Regions from separate parts of the Mus musculus genome. Here all the other regions are linked to region 3. The links are chromatin loops, found by intact Hi-C in ENCODE. Cell type or tissue: heart. All regions are shown on one strand. Each heading gives the region's core, and the rest is flanking DNA. Links, peaks and the distances in the headings are about the cores only.

Evidence for each region. A loop is a pair of places that touch in the nucleus more often than their neighbours do. Peaks named below come from ENCODE experiments on the same cell type or tissue, not always from the same donor. Only the 100,000 strongest peaks of a DNase experiment are listed, where the experiment ranks them.
Region 1: a loop joins it to region 3, with 20 times the contacts of the local background. A loop is called at or near these places in 7 of 42 quality-filtered maps.
Region 2: it touches region 3 in a loop (5-fold over the local background); 2 of 42 quality-filtered maps call a loop at or near these places.

Annotation. Positions count from the first base shown.
Region 1 is chr4:52,437,537-52,441,152 of GRCm38, reverse strand. It overlaps Smc2 (structural maintenance of chromosomes 2), which reads right to left and starts at 1,932. Exons shown (of 25, transcript NM_001301412.1): 1 at 1,743-1,932; 2 at 730-952. The coding sequence starts at 897. Smc2os (structural maintenance of chromosomes 2, opposite strand) reads left to right here and starts at 2,189. Exons shown (of 2, transcript NR_045175.1): 1 at 2,189-2,501. In heart, for the core only: no CTCF peak of the experiment used is centred there; a DNase peak (open chromatin) is centred at 2,182; H3K4me3 peaks cover 2,486 bases; H3K27ac peaks cover 1,879 bases.
Region 2 is chr4:53,438,192-53,441,807 of GRCm38, reverse strand. Slc44a1 (solute carrier family 44, member 1) reads right to left here and starts at 1,392. Exons shown (of 16, transcript NM_001374697.1): 1 at 1,092-1,392. The coding sequence starts at 1,124. In heart, for the core only: a CTCF peak has its summit at 1,659; a DNase peak (open chromatin) is centred at 1,527; H3K4me3 peaks cover 1,914 bases; H3K27ac peaks cover 2,125 bases.
Region 3 is chr4:53,007,251-53,010,866 of GRCm38, reverse strand. No RefSeq gene overlaps it. Among named protein-coding and RNA genes, the nearest start is that of Nipsnap3b, 2.8 kb to the left of the region's middle. In heart, for the core only: a CTCF peak has its summit at 1,474 (motif pointing right); no DNase peak of the experiment used is centred there.

The DNA of each region.
Region 1 (3,616 bases), core at 644-3,143, 570 kb after region 3:
TGCTGGGGCCTAGCAAACACAGAAGTGGATGCTCACTATTGGATGGATCACAAGGCTCCCAATGGAGGAGCTAGAGAAAGTACCCAAGGAGCTAAAGGGGTCTGCAACCCTATAGGTGGAACAACAATATGAACTAACCAGTACCCCGGAGCTCTTGACTCTAGCTGCATATGTATCAAAAGATAGCCTAGTCGGCCATCACTGGAAAGAGAGGCCCATTGGACTTGCAAACTTTATATGCCCCAGTAAAGGGGAACGCCAGGGCCAAAAAGGGGGAGTGAGTAGGTAAGGGAGTTGGGGGGTGGGTATGGGGGACTTTTGGGATAGCATTGGAAATGTAAGTGAGGAAAATACCTAATAAAAAATTAAAAAAAAAAAAAAAAAGAAATGTGGGAAACTAAAAAAAAAAAAAAAAAAAAAAAAGAGCAGGTATGGACTGAGAACAGAGACTACCCAATATAACAGTGCTGGTATGCTGGTATGGGTGTTACTCCCAACAGCTTAGGAGGACAAACCTCAGGCAAGGCCTCTGTATGTATCTTTTCGTCTGTCTACAGGATGAAACAGTAATAGTATTTGCTTAAACGGCTGCACTGCAACACAACATAACTCACATGAAGTACAAACAAAACACATGAAGTACAAACATGCAAAGAAAGAAAACCCAAAGTCTCCACAGATTAACAGATTCTCTTGCCAACACATAAGTCAGAAAAGCTGACACTTTACCTGGGACAGGTTGGAGATGCCTAGGAGAAAGCATATGGAGTCCAATATGTTGGATTTTCCACTACCATTTAAACCAGTGATCGCATTGAAGAGGGGGTCAAAACCATTGACTTCAGTCCTCTGTGCATAGGACTTGAATCCTTCGAGAATGATTGATTTAACATACATTTTCTAAACTGTCTTGGGTTAGTAAGCCTGTTAGGCAACAAGCTACAAGTCACGTCTGTATAAAACAGAAATAAGATCATTTATGTAGAATGTTAAAAACCCTCAAATCATAGTAAATACGACAGGATACACAATAACGTAAAGTAAAAAAAAAAAAAAAAAAAAAGAAAAGAAAAGAAAAGAAAAAATACACCTGCCAAACTACTTTTTCTCCTAAAAACAGCTGGCTCAGATTTTAAAACATCCAACCGTTAGCCAATGCCGGTAAGTTAAACCATTTAACCTAAAAATCATCTTTATCATTACTGTCCACTTTCCTAGGTTCGTGTTGCACTACAATACTGTAGTTAACAGAGACTACTAATTATTTCCCATTTCATTATCCTTGCCACAGACGACACTGGACTGAATACTCTTTACTGCACACCACTTAGCATACATCTTACAGGAGTCCTTCATGGATCTCCCTAATAGCACGCACACCCATCCTCTCCTTCCTTTTTCCTCCACAGCAGTAAAAGATGACATCAGTCGGCACCGTCTTTCCAACTCATTCTCGGTCCCGTTGTGCTTTTTTGCCTACATACGACCTTAACTCTGTTTACACTCGACTCTCAGAACCCGGGTAGTTAGTGAACCTTAAGGGCGAAGTGAATCCATTCTACTGCCTCGTTTTAAAATTCCGTGTTCTCTCGCTTGCCCAAGCCTTTCTCGATTCACCTTACGGATGAACAACAGTCAACATCTCTAATTCTCGCTTCAAGTCCCTCCTTGAGAATCTTGCCCACCCCTGTGCCTCATCTCCCGCCTGGACACCAGGCCGGGCCAAGAGCAGCACTACGCACCCGCCACAAAGCGGCTGGCCAGGGGAACCAGCAAAGTTCCAACCCGACGCGAAAGTGGACAGTGAGGCCACCCGACCTGTACTCAGGCGCTACCGGGCGAACGCCACCATCCCGGGCACCGCATCCGCTGCAGCCAACAACCGTGCCGGAACTGTTCCTTTGAATTTCGGCGCGAGCAAAGGACCCCAACTCCGAGGCGTCTGCGCTCTGTTGGTGCCTAGTATCTGCCTGACTGAAGCGCTTCCTCTTTTGCCCTAAGGAAAAACACAGAAACGACATAGCGACAATAAATAATAGTTTTAATATTGGAAGGTAGGAGACTATACCGTTTTGAACATGGAAAGCGAAAATGAAGATAGGTCGTGCTGACATCGCGTCAGGCATGCTCTGGGCAGCACCTCTTCCAGGTCTGGGCCTCGCGCGTTGCCGGCCCCGCCCTCTTTCTGGCCCTTTCAGGCTATCGGTCGGAGCCTTGGCTTCTGTCCGCAGGCTCCGCCCCCTCCCGGTCTACGCTCTTTGCTGCGGGGCGCGGCCGGGGCGGGCCGGGGCGGGGGCGGGCCGGGGGTCCCGGGACCCTTCGAGGATATTACAGGGTGGAAACCAACACTAGTGAGAAAAGTCCTCTGAGGCTTCATTTTCTACTAATTGAAGAGAAAGGCACTGGCTTTGAAAACACAAACCAAAACCAGTTCCAGTTTCCGGAGGGGACTGTAGGCCTGCAGTATGTGGAGTTTGGTGGAAGATGCTAGGCAAACGGCTGTAAGATTTTTTTTTTTTTTTTTATGCCGAAAACCTGTTTAATGATAAGCAGTGGCTGACGTACCGGTTCACGAAATGTTGCTGAAGCTTCTTAATAACAGTTTGTATTTACAGAGTTCTGTAGATCGGGTAGCTGTGTTTCAAAGGCTGTCAAGAATTTCCTCAACAAACGTGGAACCCTAGTGTTTCCTTTTGTACAGACGAGTTTATTGAATCACTGGGTTAAACGACTTATAAGTGAAGAGAGATTTTTGTTCCAGGCTGCCTAACTACAGAGTGTGTACTCCTAAACTTATTATCTACAACTGCTAATTTTACATTGCTAGTTAGAGCTGATCCCCATCAACTATGTAATTTAAAAAAAAAATGGTGTTGGGATTATTTATATTTAAGCATCAATACTAAGAGAAGGGCTTAGCTTTGTTTTTTTTATTGAAAATTTATTTTTTTTCCTACCGTATATTCCGATTAGTTTTCTCCGCCCCAACCTCTCCTAGAACCTCCTCCATTTCCACACTCACCCAAATCCACACATTTTCTTTTCTCTTTCTCATAAGAATATAAACAGACATCTAAAATGATGATGATAAAATAAGATTTTAAAAACAGAAGGACCAAATAAACAGGAGGGGGAAAAAAGCCAAAGAAAGAGCATTAGAGACACAATGAGACACATTCACACAGAGATATACACACAAAACATAAAAACAAAAGCAGAAACCATAATACATAATAAACAAAAGATTTTTAATATTAAATGGAAATGTTCAGACAAAGCAGTGTGAGACAAAAACCCTCTAAAAATACCATTAAGTTCGTTTTATGTTGGCCATCTATTGCTAGGCATCGGGAGGGACTACCCTTAAATATGGTTTGTACACCCAGACATCACTGGAAAAATGATTTGCTCTGCAGCAGTTATCAATTGGATATAGCTTCTGGGTTAGGATGGAGGATTGTTTCTATTTTCCCTCTCAATACTGGCTTAGAACTGCAGGTCCTGTGCATGCTGAAATTTACAGTGGTAGACAGGGAGGAAAGTGAAGATCGCCTTCCTGAACCTGAGAACTTCCTAGGCAAGCATTGGCAGCAGGTTCTCAAGTAAAAAGTGCCAG
Region 2 (3,616 bases), core at 644-3,143, 430 kb before region 3:
CACCACCACCAAACAAACAAATCACAGACTACTGTTAAATTCTACGCTAATGAAACTGTGGAGAAACATCCCAGGCGTTGTCAGAGCCTATTTTTCATACACCACCACCAGACAGTTTGATGCAGTATTCCTGATTGCTTTTTATCGTATTTGTAAATACACTCACTAATCCACTAAATTAGATAATTTACAAACAGGTCCTCTCAGTTATTAGTGGCCAGCAGTCAAGTTCTATTACATCTGATCCTTACACAGTTGTCCAAACATTTCCACCCAGGTTAAAGGCTCTGATCGGAAAGAGAAGGCGGCTAGCGAAATTTGGATGGGGGCAGGGTGGCAGCTGAGAGAAATCTCTGCATCTCAGCCCTCAGCGACAACATCCAGCCAGTGCCCACAGAAAAACTAAATTCGGCACCTCTTCCTCCTGTTACACTGGCAACAAAGAGGGAGTTTCCGTAACGCTCCCGTCACCCACCAGGTGCCCAATCTCCTTCCCAGCCCAGTCCCCCCGCTCCCGCAGGGGCCTCGGTGCGCCGAGAGGCCGCGGTGCTCAGGGTCAAGGCACAGAGGGGGGATGGGATGGGGAACGAGCGGGTGGGATCTGTGAAATGGGCCCTGGAAGGGCACCGGGACCCAGTGAAGCACCTGATCCCGGCCAAGGGGGCCCGCAGACCAGGGGAAATGGGCAGCTTATTAAATGGATCCGAAACTAGAATAAGGTGGAAGAGAGGTGAAGAGCCCAAGCTGGGGTACACCTTCTGGGGACACGGAAAACAGTCTGTGGGTGGCGGGGGGGCTCGGCGGAGGTGGAGAGCAGGCTGGCGGGCCCCAAGGAGAGGGAAGCGTATGCCTCCCCGGGGCAGAGCGGGCGCCCGGGGCGCCTCTACCTGCAGACGGGCGGGACGGGCTGCTCAGGTGCGAAAGCGGGGGAGGGAGCGCAGCGGGCATTGGGGGACCAGGCACGAAGCGCCGAGGTCGGCGGGGACCGGAGGGGCGCAGGGCACGGCAGGGGAGCGAAGGGCACGGCTCGGCAGGCGCTCACAGCGCGGGGTGGCATCCGGGCGGGCGGCCGGGAGGCGGGAGCCCCTCACCTGCGCGGCGGAGGCGGAGCTGCAGCAGCCCATGGCGGGGCCGGAGGAGCCCGGAGGCGGCGCCGGGCGCGCAGCTACGCCCCGGAGCCCCTCGGCATGCGAGCCGGCGGGCGCCCGGGGAGGGCGCGGCCTGGCCCCGCACGACTCGGCAGCGACGGCGGCGACGGCGACAGCGGCAAGAACTCAGGAGGCTGCGCGGTCCGGGGCAGGCGCCGGCCACATCCCCCGGCGGCGGCAGCGGCGGCGGCGGCGGCTGCGCGGCTCCGGCTCCGCTCCTGCTGCTGCAGCTGCTCCCCAGCGGAAAGGGGCGGGCGGCGGCGGCAGCCCCTCCCCCTGGCCCCCGCCTCCCACCACCCGCTCCCAGTCCCGCTCCCGCTCCCTCTCCCGGGCTGCAGCCGCCTCCTCCTCGGCGCCGCGCGCGTCTCCCATCAGACTCCCCGCCCCCAGTGCAGCGCCGCGCGGCGCGGACGGCGGGGACGACGGCAGCCCAGAACGAGGCCGGGCCCTTGGGCGCGCGCAGGAGTCTGCGCGGCGCCGGGCCCATTTCGCGGTGGCACCGAGGCCGAGCTCTGCCTCGGGGCGGCGAGAGGGCGTCTGAGGCCGAGGCGCCCGTGGACCCGGCGGGCTCGCAGAGGGAAGGCGGCCGACTTGCTTCTGTACGCGCGAGGCACGGGGAGGTCACCGGGGGTCGCTCCTTCTCCCGGGTGGGAGCGCCTCTGAGGTCACTGACCCGGAGCTTTTTTTAGGGCTCTGGCGGCTGTTTATGTTACCCAGAAGAGAGAGTATTTGCAAAACCTCCCATGGAGAAGGAATGGGTGATGGAAGTGGAAAAATATCATCTGTTGCTCCTGGCCCCATTTTGCTGATGTGGACACTAAGCCTTGAAGGAGGCCGACGACAGTGAGAGCACCCAACTGGAAATTGTAGTAAAAGAGCCAGAAATGGGAGGGGAAGGTAGTACTCCAGGCCCTCAAGTCAAAGCCATGTTGGTTCTTCACTAAACTTTCTTACACATGGTAGCGCGGGCACACACATAAACACACGCACCAATTCATCTTTAAAATATTTACCGAGGCACTCACTATATTACAGTCTAGAAATTTATGGCACTAAGATTAAACAGGCGATAAAAGGCAAAGTTGCTACTCTCTTATTAAAAAAAACGAAACCTGTATTAATATGCGTTGGGGGTAGCAACAAGTTAGACATGCACAACCTTTAAGAAATTTCCAATGTTAGGGAAGTCATTACAGATACAGTGAAGCGAGAGCAGTTTAAAAATGGCGAGAGTAAACAAGGTCATGATTAACTATCACCGAAACGCGCATGTATCTAACACTCATATAAACATTCCGGTCTTGTTTCATATTGTCAAGGTGTTGCAAAGACTGGGATCAAAAGGTTTGCAAAGATACCAGAGTGAGACCCCAGAAATGCTGACTTGTCCATAAAAGGCAGATTTCAAGGTGACTCAAACTCAAAGGGGAAGTTGACTAGAGGAGCAAGGAAAGGAGAAATCTAAACAAGAGGGTGGGGAATGGGTGTGGGTGGGAGGGGTATGGAATGGAGACAAACTCACACACAGAAAATTCCCTAGTTGGTGTTTTGCATTACCATTTCCTGGATGGCTTGTTCCTCCAAACCTCATGATCCTCTGTGAAGTCCTGATAGCAGGGATGGCTGCAAAGTGTAAGATTAAATAATGTGGGTAGGCAGTGGACAGGTCAGTGAATAAGCACTCAACAACAACTTCTTCAGATCCTTGACTTTTCTGCAGTTTGACCTGAGGCTCTTTCCTAGGCACAGGATGAGTGACTTCCAAGGCTTCTTTCCCTACGGGTAACCACTGGGTCATTAGCTGGAAATGAAGAAATAAAGCATTAATTGCTGTGGGTCCCAATTCTGTTCATAAACTCCACAGTAAGATTGTAAACTCCCTGAGAACAAGGGGAAGTATTCTCTTCTTTATATCTCCCTGGGCTCTCTGGGGTGTTTGTTGAATTATTCAATACAGCCAGGAATAAAAATCCCTCCCATGAGATTTTTCCCTCAAAGCCAGAAAAGGACATCTTGTTTTTAACTGAGGGAGGATGCTGAAATTACAGTCTTAAACAAGAAGCCATCTGTCTTCCTTCTTTATAATCAAGGAAAGAGGAGTTGTCTCTCTTAGCAAGTCAAGATGGGAGCTTTTCTCTCCGATTATAAAAATCTCTCTGGCTAGCACAGTTGTTCCATGTAGTAGCTAGTGCTTATTTTATCACTGGAACTGTAGAAGTGGCTGGATCTGTAGCTGGCCTTGTCAGTGCTTCACCAAAGCGTGGGGTGTTTGGTTGTTTGTTTGGCTGTTTGTTTTGAAGATCTCTTCCGTGCCTTGGATGGTGGATGGATAGATAGCCCAGTCCGAGCACAGTCACATCGCACGTACTTGCTCCTCACTGGAGGGTTCCCTTTCAGGAGTAGAACCAGGCCTTCTGAGGTTCTGCACGGTGTTTCATAAACACACTAATTATGTATGCATATGAACG
Region 3 (3,616 bases), core at 420-2,919:
CCAGAAGCTTTGGGTGCAGTCAGTAGACTGCTTTGGAGTATGCACACACCTCTGGTCTACAGGGTAAGGTCTCAGAGAAACCTGGGACCAACGGCTAACAGGGCTGTCTTAACATTAAAAACACACACTGGCCTGGCTCCTTAGCACTTCTCATCCCAAATCCTTTAAACCACCCCAGCCCCGAGCTTCACTGCCCTCCCCCCACCTCCCCTTTCCTATAGAACCTCAGCTATCTTGGCTAGATGCTATCTTGTTTGGTTCTCCTCTTGGCTTCTCTCTTTGTCCCCTTGCCTTCTCTCTCCCGCCCCCTCATTTCTTCCCCCCTGTCTCTTCTCCCCTCTCATGGCCCCGTCTATTCTGCCGGCAATGCTCAGCCTGGACCCTTCCGGATGCCTTGGGCTGTTCTCTCCCTCAGACCCACAATAAAAACTTTCTCCTTAACCATACCAGGAGTGGTCATGTTCTCGTTTCCATTTCAAAGAGAACATATCTATTGAATTGCTGACATTATGTTATGAGCACATAATGCTCTAGAGTGCATATCCATTGAATTGCTGACTTCTAAGTCACGTGCACATTAATCTTAACTAAACACTATCAAAACAGGTTATAAATTTATACTTTTCATATACCCTTGGGTAAGGCTTTTCCGACCATGTTATTTTTCATTTAGTCTGGCTTTTGTGAAAATATATTTGTTCACCTCAAAAAACAAATAGGTGCCCGGTGCAGGATCGTTGACTTATGATGCTGGCAAAACAGTGTCCTCGGTGGCATTCTTGTTTGATTTTGTCCAAAGGTTAGACTTGTGCAACTGTGCAGACAGAAGTAGTAGAAAGGGACAAACATGCCAGCTGAACATGGCAAACATGGCAAACATGGCAAACATGGCTTGGGCAGGCCTTGCCCTTCTCATTTATTCCCTCTGCCTTGCTAAAAACCATTAGAGTGCATTCCTAAAGCTAGCTACTTCCTCCTCCTGTGGATGACATCCAAGGTCCAGCTATCAAAGTACTGAAGCCCAGCAATCAAAGGCCCCCTTTGGCTCACCTAAATAACATGTCAAAATTAAACACCCCATCCAAACATGGGAGGGAGGGTGTCCCTTTGTTTCTTTATAAACTGCCATTTTCCTATGTGCCACATCGGTGTCCTCACTATCCAGAGACAATCCTTTGTCCCTGGGATAAAATATCCCTCCCCTACTCCCCTGTCCCTTTCTCCCTACTCCTTCATCCCTATTTTCTGCCTTTGTCTCTTATTCCCTGCCTTTTTGCTCTCTATGGCAAACAAATCTTTGTGTCGAGGACTTGGTCTTAGGGTGTCTTGTGCCGATACTGGTCCCGGGAGGGTGGATCTTCGCCTAGCCCAGCCTGGAGGAGGCCAGTGCATGGAGGACTCTGGATGCTTCCCTTCTGGATTCATACTCTTTGGAGAAGTTTCTCCTTTCAGAACTATATTCTAAGGCCACTAGATGGTGACATAGGTTAACTTTTTATTTCTCTAGGCATTATCTCCAATTCCCTCCCACCCCACCCCTACACACACAATTGAGAATTGAACCCAGTGTTTCAATGAAAGCCAGACAATGTACTAACAACTGAGTTGTATTTCCAGCTCTTAATTTTTATTTTTTTTTGAGTTCTTATAAGTTAAACTACAAGTATTTAGAGTGGAGTCAATTCTCTCTCTCTCTCTCTCTCTCTCTCTCTCTCTCTCTCTCTCTCTCTCTGTGATGCTTAATTTCAGTAAAGCTAAATTACTATCACAACATTTATGAGTCACTTTATTGTATTTAAAAGGAGCTTCTGATAGAGGTAAACTTGATTTTCATTCAATGTCCCTTTAACTAGTTTATGAACTCCTTTGATGATCTTGTAGTAAAGACAAAAATCAATTTTCATTAATAGTGTCCTGCTTATATCACGAAAGTATCTTTTGTGTGTTGAATATTAAATAAAATGCTGTGTAGAAGGAAAAGGACTAAGGCTCTCTTCTTGAACTGCCAAGAGTTGTTCATATTTCTATATCCTTTTTGCTGACAGCTTTTTTAGTATTAGTGCTAGGAAAGATTTATGAGTATCTTAAGTATTTAATGAAAGCAGAAGTTTTTCATTTCTATTGAAATATTTTGTTCCCAAAACATAAAAAAATGTATACTTACTATGTATTTTTGTATGTTTAAAATACCCCTTTGGGTCTCTTCGGAATTTGGATTAAAAGTGTACTTTAGTACCAGTGACATTTTAAGACCTGAAGACCATGAATACAGTAATTTCCTAGAGGCTGTTATTTACTCTTTCACTCTGTTTCCTTCGTGTGGACTTTTAGAGAAATTTTCTGGACCCTTTGTAATTTCTGGTTATCATTATTAAATATAATAGCTCGTCTTTTTTTAAAAGTCTATTTTAGATTTACTCATCTTTCCCTGATTGCTCTTAAAATACCTTCAGAATGGAGCCATTATAGCTTATTTTTAATATTGAAGGGTGGAGCATTAATGTAAGGCGCCTATTGCATCTTTCCCATTTCTCAGAAGCTTCAGGATTCTGCCTAGGATTTCTTGATACATTCTGAGTTCAAACATTGCTGTGTCTTCCATGAAGGTAGACACGGTTTATGGGAAATCAGAACTTTTAAGGTTAAAATTGGTGTTGGAAAACATTCCTACTTGTAGTTTCCGTGTAGCTCTGTAGTGCTACTGGGGAGGCTCTCCAATATGGCTGGGAGTGCTACAGTGCAGCTCTGTGAGTGCTCCTGGCCGTAGCCTCCAGAGTCCAGACCACCTTCCTCACATGTCAAGCCACCAAGACATTCAACAAAGTATTCTCCAGAGATATTAAGCAAGTTAGTGGCACAGCCATATCTAATGGGACCAGTGAACATCATAAAGCCAGATTCTAAGCTTTCCCACAAAATTCCTGAACATACTACCCCTTCCTGCTTTTAGGGAGAAATCCTTATCTGGCCCTACTTGAAAGTCTTCCTTGTACCATGGAGGTTGTGACTCAAATATAGATGCCAGAGATCTCCTTTTGAGGCTCTGGCTCCAAGATGCCCTTGGAACATTTGCCCATGTACTTACTCAGGAACAAGGTAAATAGAACAAGGCAAACGTAAAAAGGTAAATAAGATTTGGTGGGCTAGGGCAGTTGGCAGCAGATCAGGTTAAAAGCCTACTATGCTCAGGAAATGGCAGTACATATAAGACTGGGGACCGCATATGGTATGCAGCTTGAGGAAAAGATACAACAACAAAGATTGGATTTATCTCTGCCCTACACAGTGGCTTATACTGATGGACAAAGAATAGTATGGAGAAATGATCTAAGAATAAAGTGTTAAGACCTCCCTTTCTTAGAAAAGTTAACTCATTCAGAGACACTGTGGTGGTGGATGACCAGGGAACAAAAGAATACCAAGATTGGACATATAAATAAATTCTACAAGGATACAAAATATAAACATTGTATTGTGGCAGAAATTGAATAATAACAGCAGTAACTTTGGAATGAAGATTTTTCTTGGGCCTAATGACAATTGACACTCTGATCATTAAGAGCTAATAATATGCTGCTCTGGACACGACAATCTACGCAGGCAGGCTTGGGGGTTA